2 separate regions of the Homo sapiens genome follow, and region 1 is linked to region 2. Evidence: chromatin loops called from intact Hi-C (ENCODE). Cell type or tissue: PC-9. All regions are shown on one strand. Links, peaks and the distances in the headings refer to the core of each region. The heading gives the core; the rest is flanking DNA. Region 1 has its middle 130 kb from the start of C12orf75. Region 2 holds the start of LOC124903006 (a long non-coding RNA gene).

Evidence for each region. A loop is a pair of places that touch in the nucleus more often than their neighbours do. Peaks named below come from ENCODE experiments on the same cell type or tissue, not always from the same donor. Only the 100,000 strongest peaks of a DNase experiment are listed, where the experiment ranks them.
Region 1: it touches region 2 in a loop (2.5-fold over the local background); 3 of 110 quality-filtered maps call a loop at or near these places.

Annotation. Positions count from the first base shown.
Region 1 is chr12:105,447,680-105,464,575 of GRCh38, forward strand. No RefSeq gene overlaps it. Among named protein-coding and RNA genes, the nearest start is that of C12orf75, 130 kb to the left of the region's middle. In PC-9, for the core only: no CTCF peak of the experiment used is centred there; a DNase peak (open chromatin) is centred at 7,702.
Region 2 is chr12:105,553,203-105,567,302 of GRCh38, forward strand. It overlaps LOC124903006 (a long non-coding RNA gene), which reads left to right and starts at 3,422. Exons shown (of 2, transcript XR_007063439.1): 1 at 3,422-8,557. RefSeq lists an enhancer at 8,497-9,276. In PC-9, for the core only: no CTCF peak of the experiment used is centred there; DNase peaks (open chromatin) are centred at 8,849 and 9,319; H3K4me3 peaks cover 1,332 bases; H3K27ac peaks cover 1,588 bases.

The DNA of each region.
Region 1 (16,896 bases), core at 4,038-12,037, 110 kb before region 2:
GAAGCCCTCAGGTTACAACTCTTGTCAAATGGCCATACTTCTTGAGGGATCTCTCTGAGGAACAACTGTGTTGTTAATTGGTATCCAAAAACATTCATTTATTTGATCAATTAGCACTTTCTGAGAAGTTCCTGTGAGACTGACCCTAAACTTTATGTTAGGGATGCAGAAATAAAAACTATATCACTGCTGTTAGGGAGAGCATAACATTATTGCCATTTTATTATCAGGGTTCCTGGTCACTGGACAACCAAGTGAAAGCAGAGTTCAGAGGAAAATCTTCAGGTGAGATTCTACGGAACGTGAAGGAGAAGATGTTTAAACGTGTTGGGTACAATCTATTCGTATTATCTATTTGCATTTGCCATGTATTTCCAAAGTTATCTCTCACCTAGTACCTCCCTACCATCTCTTGTTCATTTGTAAGCAATCTGTAGTTGTTAAGATTGTCATAGTGAAATACTTCTGACAGAGTCATTTTTGATCTGTCCATTTTGACCCATGCTGAGTGTTTATAATGTGGAGAGTGAGCTGATACAGCATCTTCAACAAGCCATCGGCTGCCTAGCGAATCACTCCATTATCACTCACCTTGAAAATTGTTCTCAATGTGTTTATCATACCATTAAAAAATACATGGTCAAAAAAATTCCATTAGAAGAAATTCCAGGGTTTCAATGTGTCCATTGTTGGATAAGCAATTGTTTTGGTAATGTAAGAGTTGTGCATGGTAAGACTCAAGTCTTGCTGTGATAAACGCTAGGAATAAAGGCTACATGGGACCCTGAAATTCTGTAGAGGACCCCAAGGTAGGCTGATGGTTGGATAATTCCCTGAAGGCATTGGAGACAACGTTTGAAGGATAATGGGGAATGGATTAGGTGGAGGATGTGGAGATATGGTAGGTATAGGAAATTCCTTGTAGTGGGAGACGGTGAAGTTGTTAGAAGATGGTAACATTGATATTTAAGAATGTAATGGATACTTTGCTAAATGACTGATGTGAATCAGGTCGTTTAATACTTACAGCAATTCAGTAAAGTAAAAATTATTGTTATTACCATTTTCCAGATGGGGAAATGGACTTCCTAGCTTCCCCGCTTGCTTCTCCTAACCTAGACACAAAAATTAAGTAAGTTGCTCAAAGTTACACAGCTAGAAGAGGCTAAGCCAGGATTTGAATTGTAGGATATTTAAAACCAGAGGTCCTGCTATATTACAAGGGTTTCTGGGGAGGAAAAAAAAGCCAGAATGGCTGGAGCTCAGGGAGCTAGAGGAAAAAGTTTGTGAGCCAAGACTCAAAAAGTAGTTGGGGGGTCAGGCAATGGGGGGCCTTGCAGGCCTAGGGCTATGTGAGGCCATCGAAGGACTATGATGTGACTTGATTTATGTTTATAAGATCACTCTAGCTGCTGGGGTGAGAACTGACTGTAGAGGGCAAGATTTGAAGTAGGCAGACTGGTTAGGAGGCTGCAGCAATAGTCCAGGCAAGAGCTGATGCTCACTGGACTGAGGTGTGACAGTAAAAATAGACATAAATGGAGAGACTTAAGAGACATTTAGGGGGTAAAATTGCCTGGATTTGGTGACTGGTTATGGGAAGAAAGTAGAGGGTAGCATCATGGGTGACACCCAGAGAACTCGTTGATGGAACTGGATGAATAGCGATACCATCCACTGAGTTGGGGAGACAGAATGAAGCCATGTTGGGGTATGGGCTTGGGCAGACAAGATGTTGGATTAAATCAGAGACACGATGAGTTTAGATTCCTCTGAGATGTAACGTTGGCAGTTGTAGATGTTTGTCTGGAACTCAGAGGCCACAGAACTTAGATGCACATTTGAGTACTGTATTAGATTCTTAGGGCTGCTGTGACAAATTACCACAAACTTGGCAGCTTAAAACAACAGAAACTTATTCTTGCACGGTTCCGGTGGCCAGCAGTCCAAAATCAATGTGTTGGCAGTTGGTTCTCTCTGGAGGTTGCAAGGGCGAATGCATGCCATACCTCTCTCTTAGCTTCTGTTGGCTCCTGGCAACCCTTGGCATTCCTTGGCTTGGGGCTGCTTGACTCCAGTCTGCTGCCTTCATCTCCACATGGCCTTCCGCTCTGTGTGTGTCAGTATTTCCTCCTTTCCTTTCTCTTACAGGAACACTCATTATTGGATTTAGGGTCCATCCTAAACCTAAGAGGATCTAATCTCGAGATCTTTAGCTTAATTTCATCTCCAAATAACCTATTTCCAAATAAGGTCACATCAACAGGCAATGGTTCATATTTGGACACATCTTTTTGGGACCACTCCTCAATCTACTGGAGGTGCTATGAATTTAGAGATGTCACTCAAATCCTGGAGCATGCACGCAATTTTCTCAAGAGACAATGTAGAGGAGAAGAATAGAAGGCCCAGAGCAGATACCTGGAGAACTGCATAATTTAATGGTTGCATAATGGTGGACAAGTCTACAAAATGGAATGAGAAAAGAGCCCAGAATTGTAGAAAGAACTCCAGAAAGTGGGAGTCAAGAGAAGAGTGCATTTCATGATGGAAGGAGAAAGCAGTGCTTACAAATGATCACCAGAGCGCTAGGTACTTGCTTATAGTACTATTGATTATTGGCCTTTAATGTTGCTAATCTAGGGCTAATAATATATAATTATTTTAGTTTTTTTTCAATTAAAATTTAACCAGAACACCAGGCAGAATGTTAACTTCGCAGAAAGTTCAGTAGAACATATATAATTGGCAAAGAAATTTTCTGGAGTTTCATTTTCCTTTTTTTTTCTTTTTTTTTTTTTTGAGACAGCATGTCACTCTGACACCCAGGCTGCAGTGCAGTGGCTGCATGCACATGGCTCACTGCAGCCTCAACCTCCTGGGCTCAAGTGACCCTCCTGCCTCAGTCTCCCAGGGAGCTGGAGCTACAGATGTGTGCCACCATACCCAGCTAATTTTTAAACTTGGTAGACACAGCATCTTGCCCTGTTGCCCAGGCTAGTCTCAAACTCCTGAGCTCAAGCAATCCTCCAATCTCGGTCTCCCAAAGTGCTGGGATTGCAGGTGTGAGCCACTATGCCCAGCCTTATTTTCCTTTTTGGTGAAGAGAATCCAAGTAGCTTATCACCTGTGTCTTCACAACTAAAGTTTAATTTTTATGTAGGAAGTCAATTTATCCTTCAACCCTGGAGTGAACTGCAATATAGTCCTGAATCTTGACTTTACAGCTACACTTTAGAAATAATGCCCTCCTTTTGGTACTGTTGTGGCACAATGATATTACCAGAGAGAAGATAAATGTATATATTGTGGACTCAGTAAAAGACATAGCACTATGTTCCTTTTGAGATAACACATTGGGCAAAAATGCTTTGGCAAAAACTAATTCACTGTAAAACCAAATGAAATTCCTGGTTGCCTGAACCAGTTGAAAACTGGTTCTAGCTTTGTGTAGGGACCCTTCCTCTCTACATGTATACAGGTGCCTCCTGGTTTTTACTGAAGTGTTTTCCTGGATATGGAGGGGCCAGATGAGGGTGAAGACTTCTAGCTGGAGCAATGATGGGGCTGGGGTACCCCATGGGTGAACAGGGAACAAAATCCATCTGACAGTGTCTGTGTAGGAAGCGAAAGTTGAGAGAAGTGAGTCAGATTCTGGGAGTCCTTGAATACCAAGTTCAGGACCTCCCGGTGGAAACAGTGGAATCTGTCCCAGAACGAAAAACTCTTTTCTCCAGTTCTGTGGCTGTGATTCATCCTTGGTTTTCATTGCAAGTGCAGCAATCCAGGCTGTAGTTAGTTGTGTTCCCACTGGGCTCATTTGGGAGTTTCTCTGGATTGAGGTCAGATTTTCATAAATCAACCTGGAATGCCTTGGCTAGATACTGGGAGGAGTAGCTCAGGTGAAAAAAAGAAAAACAAAAAACAGCAAGATCTGGAGTCTCCTGCTGCTATGGGCACTGTGGGGTCTACTCCCAGCAGCCATGGACTTTGCAACACACAGTGGGGCCTGCGTCAGATAGGCCACAATGGCGAAGTCCCTGGGAACATGATCACAAGGGACCAGGGGGCTCATGTTCATCCTTTGTGGATTTTTGATTCTCCACTTCTTTCAGCCCAGAGGTGCTCTGGAGAGATGCATGCCTTCTGTCTTTATTATGTTCCTCTGGTTTTGGGAGTGAAAGAGACGGGGAACAGGGAGGGGGTTGCAGATGAGATGGGCTCCAAGGCGGGACTTATAAGAACATCCTCCCAGTGGAGGATGCCTGCATGAGGTAGAGGTATGGTTTCAATTCTACTCTGGCAAGCCCGCGTTGGCAACATGTACTTCTCTTTCAAGTCTCACACTGATTTGAGAGTTTGTAGACAACTTTGTACTCTGGGCCTCTGCCAGTGTCCTGAAGAAATGACTCCCCTTGGCTTCCCATTTTCTATCTCACTGGCCCAACCAAATTTGGTGAATAATAACTTTTTTTTTAAAGCAAACATTGCTGCTAAGTAAACCCAGGAAGGACCTACGCAACCGTGCATCTGGGGACCAGTGTTATCTTTTCACATCTTTGTGACTTCCCTCCTATTGATCACATGAGAACAGCAATCTCAGATTTGCACCATTCTCTGGTTCATCCTGGGGAGAGAGTCACCACACACAGATGGCAGGCTGGCAGGAATGGCTTGTTTTTTATTTTTTAAACTTCTAACTCATGCTAGTCTTTTTTTTTTTTTTTTTGGTATTAACCTGCCACCATATTTTCTTATACATCAATGAAAATAAAAAAAATGTGTCTGTATATCATCTGTCTTATTCTTCAAGATGCCCTTTGTTTATTAAAAATGCAACCAGTCTCTGTAGGATCTGATTTACCTGTCTGTGGATGATCCAAACCGCCGGCCTCACCTCTGTCTCCCCACTCTCTTACACAAGGGTAGTTCACGGTGCTCCAGCTCCAGCTGGTATGTAAAGGAAGGAAAAAGTAACAGCAGCTCTGCCCCTGTGTCAGCACATTCTTGACCAGCAGCGAGAATCTATGTAGAAGGCAGGTCTGATCATGGAACTCGTGAGCCTAAAACAGAGGTAGTAAACAACTTTTTCTATAAGGAGTCAGAAAGTAAATATTACAGGTTTTGCAGGTTGTGTGGTGTCTGTTACAACTACTCAACCCTGCCCTTGTAGCATGAAAGGAACTGTAGATAATATGTAAATGAGTGGATGTGGCTATAGTCTAATATAAATTTGTTTACCAATATAGGCCAAGGACCAGATTTGGCTAAAGGGCTGTAGTGTGCCAAACCCTTGCTTAAAACCCTTTAGTGTCATGCCTGTGTCTTCAGATTGAAACTTAAACTCCTAACCAATGTGTAAGACCATCACGCTTTGGCCCCTGCGCCATTCAGGGCACCTTATCCCTCACACAGGGAGTCCAGCCAAGCCACACTGACTTTGTTTTTGCTCCCTCCCACCTTGGGGAAATCACATAAGTTGTTCCTTCTGCCTTAAACCATCTTCCAATCCCCTCTTTTCTCCTCCACACATTTACATTCAACTTCTCCTTTAGGTAATTAATTTAATCTTCTCTTCCTCAGAGAAGTCTCCTTTAATCCCTGTTTAGTGTGAACTCTTGATAACAAAAGAAAGAAATTAAACTTGATTATATGGAGGCATTAAAAACAAGTGTATGTTTTGGCTGATACAAACAAACTCCGGATAGGGCCAAGGGGAATTGCACTTAGGGATGAGTAAAATCAGAGATGTGATGAATTACAGTTGATGTAGAATGTGCTGATCTCATGGTAGACATTCAGAGATGCCTCCTAAATCTGGTGACCTCAACTGACTGGAACATAGCTGAGAAATGGAAAGCAGCAGGGCCATCCTTTTTGATGGAACAAACCCCTTGTTTTAAAACAAAAATACTTAATTGTACTCATAGGAGAACTCCTCAGACCCTAAATCAGAGCCTACTTACTTGTAGTTTAGTCACAATCATAACATATTGGTTTATCAAGTTTCCCAGTCTATAGCTAATTAGAAACAGCTTTTAAAAAATTTTTTTCTGGATGAGGAGGAATAGCCAGGAGTTGACATAATGATGCCAACTAGGAGTGACAATTAATTGACAAGGAAGGTAGAGAAGAAAGCTTTCAGCAGGCAGAGGAGGCTGGGGCCTTTTGGCGGTAGCAAAATAGTTTGTATTCTTTGGCGGATACTGATACAGTTTGGCTGCGTCCCTACCCGAATCTCATCTTGAATTGTAGCTCCCATAATTCCCACATGTTGTGGGAGGGACTCGGTGGGAGATAATTGAATCATGGGGGCGATTTCCCCCATACTGTTCTCTTGGTAGTGAATAAATCTCATGAGATCTGATGGTTTTATGAGGAGAAACCCCTTTCACTTGATTCTCATTCTCTCTTCTCTGCCAGCATGTGAGATATGCCTTTCATCTTCCACCATGATTGTGAGGCCTCCCCAGCCATGTGGAACTGTGAGTCCATTAAAACTCTTTTTCTTTACAAATTACCCAGTCTCAGGCATGTCTTTATCAGCAGTGTGAAAACGGACTAATACAGATACCAAAGGCATTAATGCCTTGTAAAATAGCTAATAGCACAATGTATATAATGATTCTTACATGCCAGGCCCTGTTCTAAGCATTTTATGTGAATCATTTAATTTTGTATTAAATATATGCAATGACTGCTACTATCATCACCATTTTATAGATTGTATTAGTTATGTATTACTGCATAGCCAAAATTTAGTGGCCTCAAATGACAAACATTTATGTTCTTACCATTATTGTGGATCAAGCATCCAGATGTGGCTTAGCTGGTTCTTAGAGTTAGAGCCTTCCTAAGTCTGTAATCAAGGTGTCAGGCAGGACTACATACATCTCAGGGCTAGCCTGGGAGGGGTCACTTTCAAGCTAAGTTGTTTGACCGATGGTCGGATTCAGTTCCTTGTGGCTGTTGGACTCAGGATCTCAGCTCCTTGCCACTTGAGTATCTCCGTACGGCAGCTCACAACATGGCAGCTTGCCTCATCAATTGAGCAAGTGAGAAGAGTCAGACAGAGATGGTGGGCAAGATTTAAGTCAGTCTTTCATAACTTAATCTTGGAAATGACATCTGTTATACTATGGTTTGAATGATAGTGCCTCCCCCAAAATTTGTGTTGAAACTGAATCCTCAATGCAACAGTATTAAGAGATGTGGCCATTGGGAAGTGATTAAGTCATGAATGGGATTAGCACCTTTATAAAATGGCTTGAGGTTGAAGGGAGCCTTCTGTTGCCCTTCCATCCCTTCTTCCACGTGAGGACACAGCGTTCTTCCCCTCAGGAAACCACTGCAACAAGATGTTATCTTGAAAGCAGAGAAGGCAGCCCTCTGTTGCTCTTGCTGTACTCTATTAAGTAGAAGGAGTTTACTGGGTCCAGTCCACACACAAGTGGAGGAGATTACAAAAGGGTATGAATGCCAGGAGACAGGAGCCTCTGGGAATCATGTCAGTAGCTGTCTATCACAAAGATGAAGAAACTGAGGCACCGAAAATTTATGGATTTGGCCAAAGATCCCACAGTTAATAAGCTAAGCAACCTGGGAATTAGATACAGGATCTGTGCTTTTAACCACCAGTCTGCACTGGGCAATCAGGTTTGCATAAACTTCCAGGTGATTCTAATGTGCAGCTGAAATGGTGAATCATGGTCTAGCGCGTCTCAAGTTTCAATGTGCACACAAATTACCTGTGTTAAAATACTGATTGTGATTTGGTGAGTCTTGGCTGGGTCTGAGATTCTGCTTTTCTAACAAGCGCTAGGTGATGCTGGTGCTCTGGGCTGTGGATCACACTTTGAGCTCAGGGCTGAGAGTTGGCTGATTGTTTTTCCACTTGGGATTCTCCCTCAAATTGGTGGTAGAGCAGACTAATCATTTGATCTTTCTGCTTTTAAAAAAATCTTATATTTATTTTTTCATATATACATTCATTTGTTTATTTATTTACCTACAGTATTCAATAGTTGATTGTTTAATAACTGCCAATACTAATTTTAAATGCTTTGTTTTATTTTAGTTACAAAAGTAAGTGCTTATTGCCTCTCAGGCTTGGTTTAAACGTCACTTCCTATGGGAAGCCTTCCCTTACTCCTAAAGACTACCTTCAGATATGCTCACAATGATAACTTTTGTCCCCTCATTAATGCACTTATCATATGGTACTGTAATTGCTCAAGGCCACTGCTATCCCATTTGACAATTTTGTGTGACTTTAAAAAAGACAACCTTTTTTTGAGACACTGTACTTTCACCTGCAGGAAAACTGTTATCAGGAAAGAATTGCTCTAAATATAATTGCTCTAAATATAATTATACAAAATTAATTATATATAATTTATACAATAATTAATTATATGTAGGACATTAATTCATCTTATCCACCCAGTTTTATTTAGCAGTCCTCCTTCAGCTACTAAAGTCTTTGCATTTTGTAAGATCCATTTGCCTTTCACACACTGCAGCTAGGTGCAGCAGCTAAGAGTCTCCTTGAGGTGGTTTTTGGTAACTGGCCACTTAACAGGTGTTTGAGAATCCCAGTGATTTGCTTGTTTATAAAAAACAATCGTATGCTCCCAATGATACCCACCTCTTCAGGGAGTGTGAAATAATTCTTTGCTTTAACTGATTTCTTTTGTGTCTACTGCCTTGTTTGGGCTTCTTTCCTTGTTTGTTCTAAAGATTATATTGTTTAAAAATTTAGCATCGGGGCCGGGCACGGTGGCTCACGCTTGTAATCCCGGCACTTTGGGAGGCCGAGGCGGGCGGATCACGAGGTCAGGAGATCGAGACCATCCTGGCTAACACGGTGAAACCCCGTCTCTATTAAAAATACAAAAATTAGCCAGGCGTGGTGACAGGCGCCTGTAGTCTCAGCTACTCAGGAGGCTGAGACAGGAGAATGGCGTGAACCCGGGAGACGGAGCTTGCAGTGAGCCGAGATCTCCCCACGGCACTCCAGCCTGGGCGACAGAGTGAGACTCCGTCTCAAAAAAAAAAAAAAAATTTAGCATCATTTTAAAATTCAAAAGCGGAGTCTTCATTGTGCTCTGTGTAATGGATTGAGAGTGAGTAAATCTCAGTATTACGTGGAATAATTGATGAAGGGGCAATATTTTGTTAGGTTAATGTAACTTAACAATTGAAGTAGTTTTGTCCTTTTTAATGAGTTTTGGTGGTTATTTCTTGTTTGTCCTTGAATATTTTGGTTTTCTTTAGTAGAATGGGGGTAAATTTGTATGCTTAAGGTGCAAAATTATTTTCTCACTGAAAATAATACAGTGTTGTTTTCAACTTTGGATGATTTGCCCTATTAAGAGGGATTTTCAGGAAAGAATTGCTCTTATAAAGTGGAGAACTGTACTGGTAGTCAGAGTCTCAGTAAAGGTAGCCTCCTGGGCCAGGTTCCTCTAGGGTCTTTCACACTCCTACTGGCAGAGCTAGGACCAACTGTTCTCCCCACTTCATATTTAAAATGCCAGGATAAATTCCAAAATACTGAGCCTCATGACAGATGTACCTTGATAGCCATGACTCCAATTCTATTTCTGGACTAGAAGTTCCCAGGAGCTTAAACCAACAAGAAGTGTGGCTTATTACAATGGATCTTTCATAGCACAGATCTTTCAGTAAATGCTGGCTGTTTCTTTCAAAAGAAGTAGAGGAAAAGTTACAAATATGGGTGCAAATGTACGTATGGATGATACAGATATTTATGAACAGAAAAAAGACTAAAGGAATTGTATCAAAACATTGGCAATGGTTATCTCTGTATAGTAGAATGACGTGATTTTCTTAATTTTTTAATTTTTATTTTTTGCTTTGCAGGATTATATACAATGGACATTCATTAATTCAACACACTTTTTTCTTTGCATGGTTACCACATATTAGGCAATGTGGTGGATCTTGGGGATATAAGTGTGAAACAGACACAGTCCCAACCCCAGAGCTAACATTGTGTGGGAGACAGATAAATATAAAGACAAGATGTACTGCACAACTTGAAAGCCACCCTCAGTATCGTGTACATCACAGACTTGTCTATTTAACACCTGTTAAGTGGACAGTTACAAAAAACCACCTCAAGGAGATTCTTAGCTGCTGCACCTAGCTGCAGTGTGTGAAAGGCAAATGGATCTTACAAAATGCAAAGATTTTAGTAGCTGAGGAGGACTGCTAAATAAAACTGGGTTAAGATGAATTAATGTCCAATATATAATTAATTATTGTATAAATTATATATAATTTTCTATAATTATATATACAAATAATATAATCTGTATTATTATAATCCATATAATTTTGGCCATATTGTACCAAAGGCTTCCAAATGTAATAGGAAGTGGGAGATGAAGTACTCTTTCTTTTTGATTCTCTTACCTCCAAATCCACTCCTTCTAATCTTCTTCATTTCAGTAAATGGCACTATTTTGCACTCTGTTACTTAAGCTAAAAACCTAGCTATCATTTTGATTCCTTTCTTTCCACCATCCCTCATAGCCAATCTATCTATAAGTCATGATAACTGTCTTCAAAATATATGCTGAATCCATTCTCTTCCCTCCCTCTGTGCTGTTCCCTACCTAGTCCAAGTCACCTTTCTTGACATCCTGGACTAACGTAATAGTTTCCCAGTTGGTCTCCTTGTTTCTACTCTTGTCCCTCTAAAATTCATTCTCCATACTTATGATCTTTACAAAATGTAAATGAGATCACACCACTCTGCTGCTTAAACTTTTCAATAAGTTTCCATCTAACCTGGAATAAAATCCAGGCTCCTACTGCAGCCTCCACTGGCCATGTGACCTGGCTACTGCTAGCCTCTCTGGCTTCATCTTCTATCACTCTCTGCCTGGTTCACCATATTTGAGTGGTTATATTTGTTATCTATGACTGTATAACAAATTACCACAGACTAACATAAACAAGAGCAATAAGCATTTAATGTCTCATAGTTTCTTTGGGTCAGGAATTAAAAGTTAGCTGGGTGATTTTTGCTCAGAGGATCTCATAAAGCTGCAGTCAAAGATCAGGAATTAAAAATTAGCTGGGTGGCTCTGTCTCAAGGGATCTCATAAGGCTATGGTCAGCATGGGCTGCAATAATCTGGAGGCTTGACTGGGGCTGGAAGATCTGTTTTCAGGATGGTCTCATTCACATGGCTGTTGGCAGAAAGCCTCAGTTCTTTGCCATGTGTATTGCTCCACTGAGTTGCTTGAGTATCCTTACAACATGGCAGCTCATGTCCCATAAATTGAGTAATTCAAGAGAGCAAGACTGAATTTGCAATGTCTTTTATGACCTGGGCTTGGAAGGCACATTCCTTCACTTTTGAAATGTCTTCTTGGTTACATAAATCAGCTCTATCCAGAGGGGGAGGGGAGTGCTTAAGGACATGAATCGCAGGAGGTGAGAATCACTGGAGGGGATCTTGGGGGCTGGGTACCCTTAAGCATTTCTCAAAAATGCCAGACCTTTCACATCCAGGACCACTGCAGTTGCTAGTCTCTCTGTTTCTGATTCCTTTCCCTCTACCTTTTCACAAATCTGGCCTCTTGTTCATCTTCTACATGTCAGCTCAAATGTCTCTTTCTTGGATAACATTTTTCTAATAACTGTATCTAAGGGAGATATTCTACCACCCCATTATTTAGATTATAGCATCCACCATAATCTGTTTACTCATTTATGTAGTGATTTACTGTCTTCCTCCTTATCTATAGAATGTAAATGCCAAGAACAACCAGGGTCTATTGTCACCCCAGCACCCACCACAAAATCTAACAAATATGAAGAGTTCACTAAATATCATTTGAATGAATGAGATGTTTAAGGCTAAGATGGGTTTTATCAGACATTTTCTCTTTTAATCAGGAAGGGGCTTGGGAATAGGATGGAAGCAAGAGGAGGAAATAAGGTCCCTCCTGGAAGCAAATTGAGGGCTGGGCTGAGGGGAAGAGGATACTGGAATGTGGCTCCTCCTTTGATGGGCACCACCAGACACCATGAAAGTCATGCTCAAAGGCAGTGTCTATTACCATAAGCTCCACTGGGCCACACCAAAATTTTATTCTGACTCCAGGAGGAGGGGATTTCCACTGGGATTCTGAAGGTTTTGCCAGAAAGTAGCAGAATGAGAAGGTGAGATGAGGTCACAGACATCTTGAGTGGAGGACGTAGTGGTGGGAATGACTGGGCGTGTTTGTGGAGAGGCCCAGGTACTAGCTTCTTTTCCCATCACTTATCTCTAGATTATTCTATCTGGGAATACCTAGAGCCAGGCAGAACAATGTGAGGAAATTTGCACAGAATGTTATCTCTGCACTTTGCCAAATAATTGGTAAACCCCAGGGAGCCGGCCCAGCCTCTGCACTGACCTGGATCCTTATTTGGAGGCAGGGAAGGAAAGCTGTCAGTGCTCCCCGGCCTCACTTGGGAGTGAAGTCCTACAGCTGGAATCCCTTCTGTGTCTGCGGCGGGGGTGGGGGCCAGGTTCAGGGCTGCTCAGTGGCCAATCCAACCTGAAAGGTATTGCTGGGATGTTTTTGTTCAGCAAGGAATCATGTGGCTTCCCTAAAAGCCTCCTCTGGGCCCCCAGAGAAAGCCTTATCTCTGTGCATGGTGTTAAAGTATGATTTTCCAAAGGTTAAAAAAATGTGACTCTAAAAACAAAACCAAAAAAGACATGCAATAACAAAAGGGATGCATGTCAAAGATTTTTTATTCAACTCATTTATTAGAGAAGGAGTAATATGTTAAAACCTGTCCAAAAAGCATGTAAGATGCTTGAGATACACACACACACACACACACACGCACACACACAGGCGTGTGTGTGTGTATATATATGTGTGTGTATATATATATGCAATTTAATATGTATTGCAATCTATGGGATATCTTCTCCCCTAGACTGAAATTATTTGCATCTGGACTAGACAAAATTCCATGAGCCAGCCTCTGCCTCTACAGAGTTGTAAAATAGCCCAGGAAATAGAAAGTCAAATTCAGCACTACAGTGAAGGAATGCTCGGTAATCTTCTTCACCTATTTCTAGAGTTCAGATAATTTTTCTGCTAATAGATTGCTTTGAAAGCTCTCTTCCCAGGTGATTTGATGACAGCTAAAAGGTGCCTCATAGCAAAAGTTGATCCTGACAGCCTGAACTGGCATCAGATTCCTTTCCATGAATATTTTCAAGCCTGTCCTGTGGGCAATAATCATAGTTCATATTATTAAATACCTGGTCTGTGTCAAACACACTGCTAAGTGCTTTTCATGGATAACCTTGTTTAATCCTCAATAAAAATCAATTATTCTGATCTCCATTTTGCTGAAGAGAAAACAGAGGCTGAAAGAAATTCAGTAATTTGCTGAGGGTCACACAGCAAGCCAGGAAATGGTGGATCCAGGATTTGAAGATATACAGGCTGATCCTTGAGCTGCAAGAAGTTGTGCTAAACACTGTATGTCATAGAGAGATTAATTAAACACTGTCCCTGCTCAAAGTCATCTTGGAAATCTCGCTTTACTATCAAAACAAAACCTCATATTTTAACCTGAAAATTGGGATACTACTCATGCCTTCCCACAAGCTGACTGAGGATAAATGAGATTATGTGGATGCTCTTTATTAACTTGAAGTCACTGGGAAGGCCACTGTTGTCATTAAGGAGCTCAAGAGCCTCATTGGGAGTGTCATCTTTTGGGCTCGTGGTAGTACAGACATTTCTGTGGGGAAGAGGGAATTTGAGGTTTTCATGGTCAAGCTCAACGATGAGCTGTTGGGGGGTACAAGCAGGGTCAGGAATAGTGATGCAAAATTTAAGGGAGTACCAAAAAGCTTAGTAATCAAGATAGATAACATTTTAATACAACGTCCTTAAAAAATAGTCACAGTCAATGTAGACAATCAATGATCAATGATGAACAAAATATCACACATTAAACCAAAGCCAGGATCAGTTTTACTGTTGTTTTTTTTTTTTCTTTAGCTCCAGTGTGACTCAGCATGGCACAAGCTAATAAGCCATTCCTTGAAGGAATTCACCGGAAGACAGTATTGTGGGGTCCTCCCAGTTGTGTCCTGGAGTGGTTGCTGCTCTTAGATACAGATCCAGATCAAGTAGAGCAATTAAAAAATGTTTAATGTTCTTTGCTACTTTTTTGAAGCATAAAGAAAAAAGAGCATATCATACCTCCCTGAATTTTCACAAAATGAGCACATCCAAGTAACTAGCACCCAGATGTAGAAAAAGAATGCTATCAGCACTGCAGGGAACCATCCCCCCCTGCTTGTGTCCCCTTCCAGTCATAACTTAAGAGCCATTTTCCGTGTGGGGACTCATTCATCAAGTAGTAATTTTTGCCTTGTAGAGATATGTGCATATCTGACCTAGGAGTGCAAACTAGATTCATACAAATACTTGGTCCATGAAATGCTTTCATTATTGGCCCATGGGCAAGGCCTCTTTTAATTTTTTTTTATTAAGGTACTAATTTACTTATTTTAAATAAGACCACAGCATGAAAAATAGAACACGGACAGCAGCTTCCATCTACCTCTGTAGAGCTCTCACATTCCTTCCCTATGCCTGCCCGCCCTGGGAGTAACTGCTTTGACTGTAGCCTGAGAGTGTACTCATAGGCAGTTCCATCTGCAGAATTTCTGACATCAGACAATCAGAGCCCTGTCCATGATGTATTGTCTGACCATCCCTTCAGAGTTCTGTCTTCTTCACTTGGGGTCCCTGGAACCCCTTTGCTTTGCCCTTGGGTAGGAGAGGCCAAGGAACAAGCCGCATGACAGGCAGTGCTAAAAAAAAAAAAATTCCAGGGGTCAGATCTGTCTGGGTTGGGGCTGACAGCTGGTTAGTGGAAGGGTGGGGACTCTAGCTAGGCTCTTCTGGGACGTGGAGGAGCACTTGCTTACGAAACCTGGTTGGGGTGAGGGGGAACCAAAAGGGATGGTTGTTGGGGTCTCAGCTGGAGGGGCTTCAGCAGCCGGAAATGGGATTTAGATGGCCAGAGTCAGGGGCATTCAAGTTTTTTGTGTTTGTTTGTTTTCAGCTGAAAAATGCAAGGGAAGAAGCCCCCAGAAATGTATGTCAGTGAGAAGTTAGCAAGGTGAGGATGGGCAGCCCCAATGCAATATTCAAAATGCAAATCAATCTAGCAGCATCACTCCTTTGCTTAAAACCACTTGCATTACTGTGGGATGAGCATACGTTCAGACAGACAATGGCTTCTCGTCCCAGCTGTTAGTCATATGCTCTTGGACAAATTACATTATTTTTTCACCCTCAGTTTCCTCATCTATAAAGTGCAATGAATCATACCACTTGCCTCAGTGATATTGCATGGGTGAAAAAGAAAACAAATGAAAGCCCTCAGACATTAGCACATACTAACCATGAAATAAATATTGCACTATTATTATTCATGTTGGTATTATTATGAATATGGGATGGAATCTGGACTTCATAGCATGGCAGAGGAATCTCTCTGGCTTCTGCCCATTGCTCTGTCTCATCTCTCCCTTCTCAGGGCCCAATACGACATGAGCTAGAGAGGAATGCCTCTACCACCTCCCAACCCACACACAGCCAGCAGAAATTGGGTAGCCTTTGCTCAGGCTGTTCCTTCTGCTTACATGACCTTTCTCACCTGAGTAGATGCAACTGGGCTTCTTGACTGGCCTGGTGCACCCATCTGCCAGCTGCTTTGAATATTGGTTGCTAATAGCTCATTGCTGTACTATTTTCCAGAGAATCAGCCTTAGTTATGGAGGGTCCCAGAGGGGAAATGCCTGGAAAGTTATGCCCTCCAGGCATCTTTGCAGGGGCGGGCAGCAGCCCTTGACTGAATGCAATGGAATTACCAGGGCCTAGCCTTCTTCAAGGAGAGACATTTAACTGTGGGACTACTCACACTCAGAGCTCCATGTAAGATCAGGCTGACACTAGAATACAGTGGTTCCACATTTTGTTTTTTTGTTTGTTTTGAGACAGGGTCTTACTCTGTCACCCAGCCTGGAGTGCAGTGGTACAATCTCAGCTCACTGCAGCCTTGACCACCTGAGCTTAAGTAATCCTCCCACCTTAACATCCAGAGTAGCTGGGGCTACATGCATACATGCATGCGCCACCAGGCCTGGCTAATTGTTTAAATTTTTTGTAGAGGGGGAGTTTCACCATGTTGCCCAGACTGGTCTTGAACTCATGTACTCAAGCTCGATCAGCCTGCCGTGGCCTCTCAAAGTTCTGGGATTATAGGCATGAGCTACTGCGACTGGCCACTTCCTCATCTTTGTTTTTCATTTGTCCTTTCAACTTTTCTTCAGTCACCTACAGGACTCTTCTATGATCACTCCATTGATAAATCGTACAAGAATCTCCATCTCAGGCTTTCCTTTTAGGAAATCTGCCCCTTAAGACTACATTTCTTCAAGGTTCAGCTCTGGTGGTATCTCCCCAAGACAGCCCAGCCAGGGTGGTACTAAGTACCCTTCTCTGAGTTCTCACATCCTCTCAAACAGACCCTCTAGCTTGTCGCCCACATGTCATATTGAAATAGTTTGTTAATATGCCTTTTTCCCGCCACCAGATTGTGAGAGGCTTCAAGATCCTCTTTTTTTCTGACTGTACTTTGGCCCTGAGACAAGTGATTGTAACATAGTAGGTGCTTAAGGAGAGAATCACATAGAGACTTTATTTGGATTAGGGGTTAACAAAAGTTTTTCTGAAGGAGTAGCGTTTAAAAGATGAACTTTGCCAAGAAGACAGGCACCATCTGGATCAGTCTGCATGTTTTTTTTATCCCTCCTTTCAGAGTCTG
Region 2 (14,100 bases), core at 5,179-13,178:
AACTTTTTCTGTAAGAGGCCAGGTAGCAAGTATGTTAGGCTGTGGGCTCCATGAGGTCCCTGTTGCAGCTTCTCAACTCTGCCGTTGTAGTGCAAAAATGGCCAGAGACAATGTGGAAATCAGTGAGCATGGCCGTGTTCTGATAAAATGATTTCTAAAGACAGGTGGCAGGACAGATGTGGCTGCAGGCTGCAGCTTCCCCTGATCTAGGTGATACTGATTCTGATGCTGTTAAACAGTACCATTTGCTAAGTGCCTACTCTGTGCGAGGCACTATTATAAGTACTTTCATGCATTGTCTCATGAGATACAGATGAAGAAAGTAGGCTTATGGGGTTTAAGTAACTTGTCCAGATCTGTGAGACTACAGAGCCCAGACAAAGGAGACAGTGTTACAGATTTTGAACATTATTCAGGTGAAAGTATAAGTGGATTCTAGATCCTTACTACTCAAAGTCTCGTCCATGGACTGGCAGCACTGGCATCACCTGAGGGCTTGTGAGGAATGCGGACTGTTGGGCCCCTCACTAAGAAATCTTGAATTAGAATCTACGTGGTCACAGGATTCCCAGGGATTTCCATATATGTTAAAATTTGAGGAGCAGATGAAGGTTCTAGATCATTCACATTTAAAGACAAACACTGCCCAGATGTCTGGGTTTTGTGAATAACATGGGATTTCATTCATCTTGTGAGGGTAAATCTACTGTCAGCCCAGCCCGTTTCTAGAACAACAGAGCTATGAACATCAATGAGGAAAGGTAAGTTTAGACGCCTAATAGAAACTGAATTGTTTAACAACTTTTGGAGGAAACTTGGAAAATGTAACCGATGATTTAATGATCTTTAACTTAAAGCGATTAGAAATATGCAGGGTGAGGCGGTCAGTTTCACCAAATGGGGTTAGAACTTAGTTTTCTATGCAAAGATGGACACTCAGGTTGAAATTTCTCAAAAGTTCCGAGTTTGTGTCAAGCATATTGACGATCCAGTGGCTTCTTTCTTGTGACTGGGACAGACCTGGGAGGTGCAACACAGCTCTCCTTGCTGCTGCTCCATCTAATTTACAATGAGATCAGCATACAAAGGGGAGTGAGGAATCACTCTGCTAACAAGCTCCCTTCCCTCTTGTCTCTGGAAGAATGTTGGCTGACAGGGACACAATTAAAAAGGGATTGATTTATTGAGCTGGAATGCTCTAGCCCCCCTAATCTCAGAATCTCTCTGCTTCATGCAATCACCATTTCCAAACAAGAGTCAGCCTACACGAATGAAACTTTTCGTGATCACCAGGGAGCCAAAGACGTAGTTTACCAAAGGTAGCTCAGCCCTTGAAGCCCATTAAAAAAAACAAAAACCCACATAAAAGAAGCCCTTTCCTGCATGAGGGCCTGGATAAGGATCTGGAATTCAATAGGAAAGGATGACCTAAACAAAAAGTAAGCAGTACTCATGAAAACTGCTAACCTTGGCTCCAGGGAGGGGCACAGGTCAAGAAGAGTAAGTGGGCAAGGAGCCCTTTTTTTGTCTTTTACATAATGAAACTATAAATTTCTGTTAGAAATCACAGGATCATCAAGCATTTGGAATGTTTATGAGGATCCTGGTGGGATTCAAGAGAAGAAAAAAAAATCTGTGGATTTGAATTCAATTCTTCCTTTGAACTGTCTCATTGAACCCAGGTGGTCAAATCTCTGCTGTTTGTATGCATGTCATTATTTACAATTGTTGGGATTTGAGAGGGTACCCAATAAATAGCACCTATTTTTTTTCACTAGAATTCTGAACTGTTCGTAAAGTAAAACAAAAGACTTGGCAGATGGAGACGGAAATGGAGCATCCGTTTTGTTACTGATAAAGTGGGTGCTGGAAAATGGAGCTTATATCTGTGCATTGGTAGATTTCTTGATATCGAATACCCAACCTAAAAATATTACCTCCCAATCACAGCAGCTCTGGACAGGCCTTTGTGGGACGTGTATGGAGGGGCAGCAGAACGTACTCCTTGATAGCAGCCTCACTCCCAAGGGAAAGAGAAAAGACGCGGCTGGGCTGCACATACCCAGTTTCTCCTTCCAGATTTATCAGAATAAGAAAACCACTTCTTCCCTGGGGGGAGTAAGTCAGGGGACAGAGAGAAACCAGGAGTGAAGTGGGACCTCTCCCACATAGAAGAAATCGTCATGAGTGGGGAAGAAGCATCCTCTACCTTCACACTTTTGAAAATTAATGATAATATTACTAATAATAACAGTAATGACAATAATAAGAACAAAAGTGATCATTTACAAAGTATTTACTTGCTCAGGTTCTGAGCAGAATCCCCTACCTCATTTAATCTTCACAACAACACATTGAGATAATTTTATGATTGTGTCTCTGCAACAGGTGAGAAAACTGAGACACAGAGGTTGCGTAATTGTCCAAGGACACACAGCTAGGAAGTGGTACAGCTACAGTGCAAACACAGCTTTGCCTGACTCCAGAGCCTGAGTTGTGCAGCAGACTCTGCTCTATTTGTTGAATGAATAATGAAGTAAATGAATAAATGAATAAATGAATGAGGTGAACTAGAGGATAATGTGTCTAGAAGTCTGGCCGCATGGGGGAAATCTGTGTGCAGGATTGCTAGGTTTGGCAGCCGGCCCATCTTTCCCTCAGTTCAGAGGCTGACCCTGAGGATTTTTCCCTAGAATGTTCTGCCCTGCCCGGCTGGGCCAGGCCAAGCAGTGCTCCAGCAGGTGGACCTTGGAGCTAGTCTTGCTCTCCCAGGAGCCCAGCGTCAGGGCTTGCTGGGGGCAAGAGCCAGGGGGCTGCTTGTCCACAACCATCCCCTTTGCTTGGTCTCTGATTTGCATTCTAGATTTCTCAGTGGCCTCAAGGCTCTGAATGCTTCCCAGATGGCCACTGGCCTAAACACAGGTGGCCAGGGGAGCACTTAGACAACCCACTCCATGGGAGAGGGATCAACCCGTCTCTGCCTGAGCTAGAAATCTGACTCACAGATTAGGGGTCAGGGAAGAGCGCAGCGACTGAAGCTGTCTTCAGCTCCCCGTCTCCCTGTGGGAATGTCCCCATCTCCCGTGCATCTGGCCACCATATTTCCAGGCATCTCTCTCACCACCAGGCATTACACAAAAATCAGAGCCTCTGAGATGCCCTTTTCCCTTACTTGCTCTTTTTTTTTTTTTTTTTTTGAGACAGGGTCTCACTCTGTCACCCAGGCTGGAGTGCAGTAGCATGATCTTGGCTCACCACAACCTCCACCTCCCGGGTTCAAGCAATTCTCATGCCTCAGCCTCCCAAGTAGCTGGGATTATGGGTGCCCACCACCATGCCTGGCTAATTTTTGTATTTTTAGTAGAGATGGAGTTTCACCGTATTGCCCAGGTTGGTCTCGAACTCCTGACCTCAAGTGATCTGCACACCTCGGCCTCCCAAAATGCCGGGATTACAGGCATGAGCCACCACGTGGCCTCATTTGCTCTCTACACCAACCTGCAATTTACGTTTGAACCCCTGGAGTGGCAGCATAATCTTTATCAGACTTCCCTCCCTCCAGGTCAGGACCCCTTCCCTTCTCCAGGTACCCGCTTCCTACTCCCCACATGCCACCTCGGCTTCCCCACCTCTCCCTTGCCCCTGTGTCCCACCCACTCCTGTACAGAATTCTGCTATCTTAATCTCTTTCTTTGGAAACTCCTGTCATTTGTAATTATCCCCCATTTCCTTCCTCTACCTCAGCCTTTTTTTCCCAGGCCACCTTCGCCTTCTCAGCTTTCTTTTCAAAGATGCTGCATTTTTTTTCCTCCTTATTTGGACCAACATGACCTGACAGGGTGGCTGAAACGGCATACTGGGGATAGAAATATGTGCCAGTTCCCTCCATAGGTTTTTGTGTTTTTTTGAATGGGGCATTTGCAATCAATTTATGGAGTTTAGCTGAAAGGTTAAGGAGTTTTCACTTAAAAATCAACCTCCCCAAAGGAAAATATTTGGTACATCTTTTCTTTCATTGTAATTGAGGTCTCCACATGCGCCTATGCTTAGGATCTATTCTGGAAAAGGCTCCCAGAGAAAAACCTGTCTAGTCCATTCAACTTCTACTCCAGTCTTATGAAAATGGATTTCATAAACAGTAGAGAACATATTTGTCCTTTTATCTTCTTCAGGATTATCTCTCAGAGAAGTGATGTCAAAAGGAGGTGCTTCTAATGATGCCAAAGGTGGGGATGAGACTAAGCGCGTCAGTTCAAGGGTCCACGTGTATTTGAGTGCATCCAGGAGAGGTCTCTATGGACATAAATGTCTATGGAACAAAACAAGACAAAGCAACCTTGAATTATTAGCTGAGACCTAACTCCAAACCGTCCTGCAAACTACAGCACATCCAGGCTCTATCTCACGGAGATTTCCTTTTCTTAAGCTAAGTGGCCCTGAAGGAGTCTGGGGAGGATGCTGGTGACATCCCCACCCAGACCCTGTTACTGGGCCGGTGCCCCCACACTCCTGCTGCTCTGAGTGGGGCCTACTAAAAACTCACAGCTCCTGCCTTCTCTAGAGATTTCACCCACAGGACTTCTTCAGCAATAGGAGACACTTCACTGGAAACATACATGCCCCTCACAACTGTCCCCTGCAGCCTGCATCCAATGACTAACCAATAGGAGATATGAGAGGACACCCCTTGTTTCAAAGTCAGACCAACTTTGCCATGTCATATAAGCCATGCAAACCAGACCATACAAGCCATGCCCCGGAGCTCCCTGTGGGATAAGGCTTAAGCTGGATCCCAGCTGGGACCACATTTTGGCCTAGTTCCTCCCTTTCCTGTCCTGCTTTCCTCACTTCCACAATAAATCATGCATACCCACATCCTTGTCTCAGGCTCTGCATTCAGGGAACCAGATCTAAACCGGACTCCAATGCCAAGTCAGCCAAGGGATCTGCCCATCAATGTCCAGACCTCAGTCTCAGGTCTTGCCACTGCAGGGTGAGGAAAGATCCCATGCACTGAGAGAAGCAGGAGAGACTACAGCAGCAGACGCTTGCCACAGTGCTGTTCTATACTACTTGATCCAGATTTGCTGGAGCTCCTCTGGTGGAGAGAGTCACAGGCTTGTGCCTCTTGGCAGGCTCAAGAAAAAAAGTATATCAAAATGGGATGGAGAGTGTCAAACAGAAAGAAAGATGACCTTCTCTGATGGAGCTGGGCTCCAGGTTCATAAGAAAACCAATAGCCCAGAGATGCAGGAGAGCATGTCTTTAGGCCCCAGCAACTATGGAAGCAAGAGAGTTGAAGAGACATGCATTATTTATTCCTGGCCTTTTAGACATGCCCAGTGAATGCTCCATCTCATCTATCATAAGCGTTTCTCCCCTTTGTGGGTGGAATAGGGTGGATGAGAAGGGATTGAGTGCAGTCTTGGTAGGGAATGGATAGAGAAAAGGAGAAGTGAAGTGGTGCTCTCCTCCCAGAGGCCACCTTTACTCTACCTCTCACTTCTTGGCTATCAAATTCTTCCTACCCCTCCTCTCTGGGAAGTCTTAGCCCACAGTTGTCTTTTGCTTCTATCAGCTTCTCTTCCACTTTCCTGCCTGACCCAACTCCTTGTCATTCATTCAACAAATATTTCCTAAATGCCCACTGGTCTCTCCTGCTTCTCTCAGCACGTGGGACTTTTTTTCTCACCCTGAATTGGCACGACCTGAGATTGAGGTCTGGACATTGATGGGGCAGATCCCTTGGCTGACTTGGCATTGGAGTCTGGTTTAGATCTGGTTGCCTGGATGCAGAGCCTGAGACAAGGATTTGGGTATGCATGATTTTTAGGGGTTGGGTACTTTTCCGGACATTGGGGATTTATTAGCAAATAGCTGCCATTTGTTCCCAATGGGGAAAGACACAATAAACATACAAACAGCTAAATTGGGCACATTAGGCTAGTGATAGGTGATATGAAGAAAATAAAACAAGAGAATCATGTACTTATCATGCTAGTGTTTGTTTCTGTGAGTCTCATCTGCCCTGTGAAGTTGCAAGTGCTTCGTGGGCAGAGATCTCCACTAATACTTCTTTGCTTCTTCCAAGGAGCCTGGTCCAGAGCCTTATCTAAGCATCATAAGAAATCAACACAAACTTCATGATTTCTGGACAGCAATTACACTCAGGATTTTCAACTCTGGACCAGCCTCAGGTTTCACTCCTTTTGCCCTTGGACTTCACCCATTGTGTGCTTTGTGTGCAGTGGTGTGAATGCGGTCTCCCAGGGCCTGCGTTTGAGCTGGCTGCTGCTTGCTGGTGTGTGACCTACGCTGAGTCTCGACTTTCATAGTCTCACCTCCCTTCCGGGAAAGGCAAGGAAGGTGAGAATGCCCACTCCAAAGGGTTGTGGAGGACAGAATGGGATGATCCATCTTCTATGACAAGAGGGTGATGGACTAAGTACTGATTAGTGAGAAAGCCAGGATCAGCCTCAGGGGATCCACAAGGCGCATTGGACCCATGGCCCTGGCCACCTGGTCAGCTTCAAGGGAGTCTTGGCCACTGGTTTTGGTCTTGATCAAGGTCCTGAGCATAGGCCTTTAGGAGTCAGCAGAGGATGTGGGAGAAAGGTTCTCTCCAGCCTTCCTACTGCCACATATCAGGATTCATCTTTTCTCTCCTCAAACTGATACCTTCCCAATGTCCGCATTTCTCTCCCTACTTAGGCTTGAAACCCCAGGTTTGCCTTTGCTTTTCCTTTTTCTTATCCTATTCCTCTACTCAGAAGCCAGGTCTCCCAGGTCCTGTGTTTTGTTTTCTCCAACTCCCATCATTTTCTTTCCTTTACTCCTGCCCCGCTTCCAGTTCTAGGTCCTTACTTTGCATTTTGGGGTGGTTGGTGTAACTTCCTCATCGGTATCTCTGACTCCTGCTTCTCCTCTTCACACTCCATCTGGCATACTCAGAGATCCAGCTGAAAAATAGAAGGACTCTAGGAGAAAATAGTGCGGACCCCTTTTGCTGGCATTTTGAGCTCTCTGCTACTGGCCCTCTCTACCTTCGTAGCTTCCATCTGCCAGGCAGCAGCCAGCTTGTCCACTCACTGCTCCCTGAACGTATCTGGTGTCTCCCTGCCTCTGAGCTTTTGCTCATGCTGTTCCTGCTGTTGAGGATGCTGGATTTGCCCTGCTCTTCAACACCCAGTTAAGAGGTAGTCCCTGATGCCACAATCAGCTGGGAACTCGATATCACCTCTGCAATTTGTACCCCTGATCTTACACCTTTTGCATGATACTTACATTCAGATTGATACTCTAGGAGTTCTTGATTTTTTTTGTGATATTACTGAGGGAGCTTTACTTTTTTAGACCCTGACATGAGAATGTCAGCCATGTTTGTCGAGAATGTGAGTTCTCTCCAGCAGCAGATGCTGAGTCCGGTAGAGCTGAGATGAGGACACCTGACACAACCCAAGTGGGTGTCTGTGGTTGCACTTGAGTGGCAGGGGATGGAGGAGCAACCAGGGAGATGGCAAAATATGATGTGTCCCGCTTAATGTTCCTTCTTCCTGGGATTCTCCAAATCTTCAGTAAAGATAAAATTCTTGAAGCAAGAAGAATTTCTGTAGAACCAGAGAAAACATTGACTCATGGGTCGGTGGCATCCCAGGTGACCTAGGAGTGGGTGGGCCAAAGAAACATGAAGAGCCCACCTGTCAGCTGCCTGCAGGGACTGTGGAGATGCCTTGGTTCCCATGAAAGGTGACGAGTGTAGTTTCTGATGAGTTCAATGCCATTTCTTTTGCAGAGTGGCTTGGGGGAACCCAGATGGCATCTGGGATAGATTTCTCATCCTGTCTGAGAGATTCTTGGGGAAGAATGCTAAAATCCTTCCTTTTAGTTCCTCTGGTTCGATGCCTAGCACAGCAATTGTTGATTTAAATAGAGATACTGAGGCAGGTGGTGATTTCTTTGCAGGGGAGTACGTGCTACCAGACAGTTTGTTTCTCCTACTTAGTATTACATAACGTGCTCTTTCTCCCATTTTTATATATGATCCTCACAGTGAGCATGGATGAGAGACTTTGTATACAGAGAAAGAAAATGGGACTCACAGAGGGTGAATGACTTCCTGAAGATCGCACAGTTAGAAAGTGGCAGAGCTGGGACTTAAATCCAGAGTTCCTGGCTGCAAATCTAGTGCTTGGTCAGTCTTCCATACCAGGCAGACTCCTGAGTTCTTATACATCAAGTAAGGCTGAACTGGGAGAATCTGGGAAGCTGGATTGCAGTGCCCTCTCTATTAACTCCCAAAGGAAAATGATATAATTTGAGAGTATGAGCTGATGCTAGGACTCTCTCTTCTTTCTTACATTATCTTCATGGAACATTTTGGTCATGTACAGATACGAAAGAGTCCCCAGAATGTCTTCCAAAGGAATTTCAGGACCCTAAAGCCTGGAAGCATCAGAAAACATTAGTCATCTGGATCACTGAACCAGAGCACTGCTTTGAAATGTAAAGGATTCCTGCATGAATGTCCACTCCACCCAGAAGACCGTCATTGTTGCTGGTAGGGTGTAATCTACAATTTGTGGCCTTCACCATTGTGTCATGCATTGATTCCTACATCAAGAGCCACGTGGGGTACATGTCATTTTCCTTCTCTTTACAAATGAGAAAATGAGGCTCAGATTAAATTACTTGCCCACGTTCATGCAGCTAGTAATGGAGAGATGTGGAATACAAAGCCATATTATTTCTTAATTCAAATGCTGTGTTCTCAGCCACGATGCTATCATGCCTGCAAGTAGACATTTGCTGATTGAATGGAGTTGAATCACACTACAGGAGTGAGTGTGGATAAGAGCCAAGTGTCTAGTACAGACAGAAATGTGCAGGAGTAGAGAGAAGGGTGGATTGCCGGGAGAAAGTGTGGCACTGCCATCAGACTGTAGGTGGCCTCGCCATTGGGTCAAGCAAGTATTTGGTGCTGGGGAGTATGGAGGGGGCACACGGGCCTTCTCAGGCAGCCCAAGAAGGACGAGGCCTTATAGGAAAACTGACTTAAGATGAACCCTGCCAGAAAGGGCCACTCCGTCACCAGCCTTGTCTGAGGTCATATTTCAAAGACTGGCTCAGGGCCACTGGCTGGGGTGCAGGGCTGTGAGATCATGGCTGAGCAATCTGACTTTTAAAAAATATAAGGACCAACTTGGGAGTTTTATCGCAGTTCTGCGTTCTGCCGCCCAGGCATGAAGTCAGCTGGCCTGCTTGTGACAGGGAGCATTTCACTTGTAATTAGCTGGTTTTTTTTTTTTTTTTTTTTAATATTCTGCCTAAACTGCGGTGTGGTGTGAGTGAGCCCGCTCCCTTGGAGCTGCCCCACAGCGGTAGCGGAGGTGAGTCATGGCCATAAAATCTGGAAAGCTCGTAGGGGGATGGAGGGCGGTGGAGAAATATAAATTATTGTGATCGTCTTTCAGGAGCGCTCGAGTTAATTATTGTACTTTCGCCAGCTGCGTTGTGCCTTCATCAATGCCGAGCCAGAAGTGATGGTTTTAGTGGGGAAAGAGTCGTTCTTTAATGGGGCAGAGGCCCACGAAGCCCTGTGTTCTTTTGAGGGAGGTTGGGTGCATGAAATTCCCAGCACCAGCTGGAACCTGTGCGGATTTGCTCTGAGACACTTGGGTGTGAGCAGCGTCACGTTTTCTTTATTTTTCTAAAGCAAATAAATCTGGCTTCGTTCTCCACCTGCCAGGGCTGGCAGGCAACCCATTCTTAGTTATGTCTTTTTTGATGGGGCAGGGGGGGCAGTGAGGGGTTCTTTCTTTCTTTTTTGGGGGCATAAGGAAGCCCTGGGAATTAGGTAATTCAGCAAGATCTAAAGGCACCTTCCTGGCCTTGGGTCCACTATGAAGAAATAATTGCTCATTGCCTGCAAAGTACCATTTTGAAGGGGCTCCTCATCTTCCTCTATCCCAACCCTGGGCCAGGGGGTCTGGGAAGAGGCTCCCACAGCTTGTGACCTTGTGTTATCCCTAGGCCCAAGCTTCATTATCCACTATCTGGTGCCGTAGGTCTCCACTATCAGAGACTTTTAAACCACGGTTTCTTCCCCAATCTCAAGGAAAACACATAACATCTCAGTTTGAGTCACCTCTCCTCTGTCTTTCTTTTTTTAAATTATGTATTATTTATTTTTTATTTGAGGACAGGGTCTTGCTCTGTTGCCCACGCTGGAATGCAGTGGTGCATTCTTGGTTCACTGCAGCCTCAACCTCCTGGGCTCAAGCGATCCGCTCACCTCAGCCTCCTGGGTAGCTGGGACTATAGGCACGTGCCACCACGCCTGGCTAATTTATTTTTTTTTAAGAGATGGGGTCTCACTCTGTTGCCCAGGCTTGTCTCAAACTCCTGGCCTCCAGTGGTCCTCCCACCTCAGCCTCCCAAAGTCCTGGGATTACAGGTGAGACACTGCACCTCACCACACTTCACCTTACAGGTGAGAGCCACCTCCCCTCTCCTGAGAGAAAGAAAAAGAAACAAAGACAAGAAAAGAAAGAAAAGCACCAAACCAAATCAATCAAACAAAAACAGAAGTTATATTAAATGTTTTCCTTGGCTATTGGTTCAGAAAAGGAGAAAATGACTTTTTAATTCTTTATATCTCCTCTGGCAAGAAGAGGTCGAACCACTTCTCCATAAGCTTATCATCACTCCAGCTGCGTGACCTTGAGCAAATTACTGACACACTCTGAGGCTCAGTTTCTCACTGGAATATTTTAAGGATTAAGTGATATGTCCCATGTCAGGCACTTAGCATGGAGCCCGACCTGGAGTTGGCTCTCAAAACATGGCTATTTGTGGAGGACTGTGAGCTCTGTGAAGTTGCCTATAGCTTCTCCACCCTTGAGGACAGGGGCTGTAGTTTGCTTATCTCTGTATCCTCAGCAACTGGGCACCCAGTAGGCATCCAAAAATACTTGGTTAACTGGATAGTTGTAAAAGGCGGAGATTTCAGAGAGGCTGAGAAGACCAAGCTTCCTTTACCAGCCCAGGCCAACTGGCCTTCACGTTGCATGTCCATAGTAGACCCATGCATGCATCTTGGGCATGTGCAGTGTGTGACTCAGTGGTGTCAAGATGTAACCAGGAGGACTGCAGATTTGGTATTGCTCACTCTGGATACCAAAATCTTGACTATAATAGATAGGGTGACTTGAACATTTTCTACGTTTTAACAAGAGTGTATTTCCCCATTGCCCAGCCTTTATTAGGGCCCATTTCGGGGGCTTTCTCTCCCATCCTACCCTTGGTTTCTGTGAGGTTTATAAGTGTCTCAGGTCACTGAGAAAATGGGGGTATGCTACAAGAAGAGTTTGATGGGGCTTAGATAAATCTCAAGTCACAGCAGATGACTTTCTTCTGTATGATCTATGAGCAAGTCGCAGGTGATATATAGATATATATAGCTAAGCTGGCTTCTTTACCCAGTTGACTTGGAGTGCTCATTTATATGGGGTAGACTATAACCTGCATTTATATGGTTGGAAGCCTTCCAGGCACTGACCAGCAGATTCCTATGGCTTCCCCACTCTCCCTATTTAAGCCAGCTTTGGCCCTCTTCATTCCAGTGCTCCTCACCCAATTCCCATCTCCTGTAACGTCATACCTCTGGTCTAGTTGTTCCCCTGTCAGGCCAGGTGACACAGGAATGAGCTTGTCTTTCCTCCCATGCTCTTTCCAGTTTTTTATGGCTATAGCTTAAACTCTGCACTTTTCTGCCCTAACACCTTCCTTTTTGAATCTCAAGAAACTATTTTGGAAATAAAAAAAGTTACACATCGCCTGGTTTTTGTTTTCTCAGTCCCATCTCTTCTCAAGGCTAGAGATGCTCAAATTGACCAGGGAAAGTGTATGAAGTGAAAATGAGAAAAAGAACAGCACCCAGTATATCCTTGTGGTATGTATAGGCCTATATCCTGATACCTGAAGGAATTCTTCCACCTGGAACTTTATGAAAAGGACCGAAGAATTTGCAGGAAGAACTCAGCTGACCTGCTATTAAAAGAGAGCGATCTCTATTTATGATGCATATTAAGTACTGGTGAATGATGCACAGAGAAGTCGCTGCGCTCTCATATTTAGGATACTCTGATTTGATTTGCAATCACATCATCAAGTATACCCTTATTTCATCATGTATGTGAAATGGGAGGTGATGGTGGTGAGGATATAGAGAATGACCCTTGTGTGTTGAGGGGATGGGTGGGAGAAGGTCAGAGAAGATCTGTTTAAGGAAACAACAGTTGAGAAAAGACTCAAGTGGCTTGAATCAGGGAGGCAGAGGACAGTAGGGAAAAGAGCATTCCATGCAGGCATGCAAAAGCCCAAGACAAGCTTGAACAATCAGTGGCTGATGTGGCTACAGTGGTGGGAGCAAGCAGTAGGGATGGGGGATGACGAGGAAAGACAGTTGAGTGTCCTAGACTGGCAACATTTCAAATTCTTTTTTAGGGCGAATGAGAAGTTTGGTGAGTTTAAAACTTGGGCAGGGGTGAGGGGGACAGAGATATGGTCTGATTTGCAATGTCAAGTTATGAAACTACATGAAGTTCCTGAATCACAGAGCTCACAGGCCAAAAACCATTTGTTCCAGAGGCCTCATAAAACTGGAGGCAGAAATTTTTGTCAGCTTGAAGGATAGCTTGAGGTCACCTTACTTTGCTACCTTGCAGTGGTGGCAGGGAGAAGGGAGACAGTCTTTACTGAGAGCCTATTCCATATTAATCATGATAAGTGGAGAAACATAGCTGATATCAGGCAAAGTGCTGCTTAGTAAAAAGTAAGATAATCTTTAGGCTCAGGGGCCTTCCTATACCTCTGAAATAAAAAGGTGAAGGCAACCAAGTGACATTCTCTTGATATAGATTGACAATGGAAGAGGAAATGAACTCTTTCTGTGTACCTACTTTCTGTGTACCTACTATGCACTTGACCTGAGCTATGTGCACTAGTGATATCTCACGGAATTCTCACAATAAATAGTTGGGTGAAGTTTATTTAATACCTAATGAGAAGTGTTTGGTGATAACAGAGAAGTCACAGCATTTTACAGAAGACTGAGCTTTGGGGCAGTGGAGTACCTTGCTCAGGTGACACAGTGCCCATGAGGCAGAGCTTGGACTCTGTTCAGGTTTAGGGGACTTTTCAAGGCTCCCTTCCCACTTCTCAAGCTGCTGGTGACTGACTCTTTCTCAGAAACCCCCCACCCTCAGGGTTTCAGAACCCCTTCTTTCTGCTCCTGTCTCTACCTTTCTTCTTTGATGGCTGCCTCCTCCATTTCCAGTGGGAAAGAAGTATCCAGGAGACCCATGGGAGCATGGGAGAGATTGGGCTGGAACATCTAGTTGGTGGAGACCCTTGGAAGCCTTGGGACGAAGGGATCTCTTGGGGCCCCCCACCCTTTGTGCTGAGTATTCATGAAGTCCCAGAAGCTGACCCAAGGGACCCTGGCCTCTCACCCAAACTGTTCAGAAGCTTTCTTGTTCACAGCCACATCATGACTTCCGTAAGTTTGAGGTGCATTTGTCTTCATGGGCGCCTTCCTCCATAAAAGCATATGAAAATAATTTAATGGATTTTGGGGGGCCTTAAACATTTCATTTTTTTTCTGAAAAATAAAATTAAAACATTTTATTCAACTTCATCAGTTCATTTGTCTTTCCTTTGGATTTTAAGGAAATGAGAACATTTTCATGCGCCCCTGAAAGGGAGCCCCTACGCACTGTGCCCACCTGCCTGATGGAGAGGTCAGCTCAGTGCTCATGGACTAAGAGGATACATCATAACTATGGCAGAACCTGCTTGGGGGCTTCACTATCTTGGTGTCTAGATGCAACTTCCCCTAGATGAGACTAAGGTGACTATGAAGTAGTCATGGCAAAGGCAGAAGCCAGGGTAAGGTCAGCCTGGATTTACAGAGCCTGTGGAAGCCTGGGCTCTGGTTCCCACACATCCTAGTGTTTGCATGTGTGGTTTCCTCTTCTGGATTTCCCTCCCTCAGTTGTTCATTGAGCCTTTCCTGAGTCATTCTTCAATCTCAGGACATGT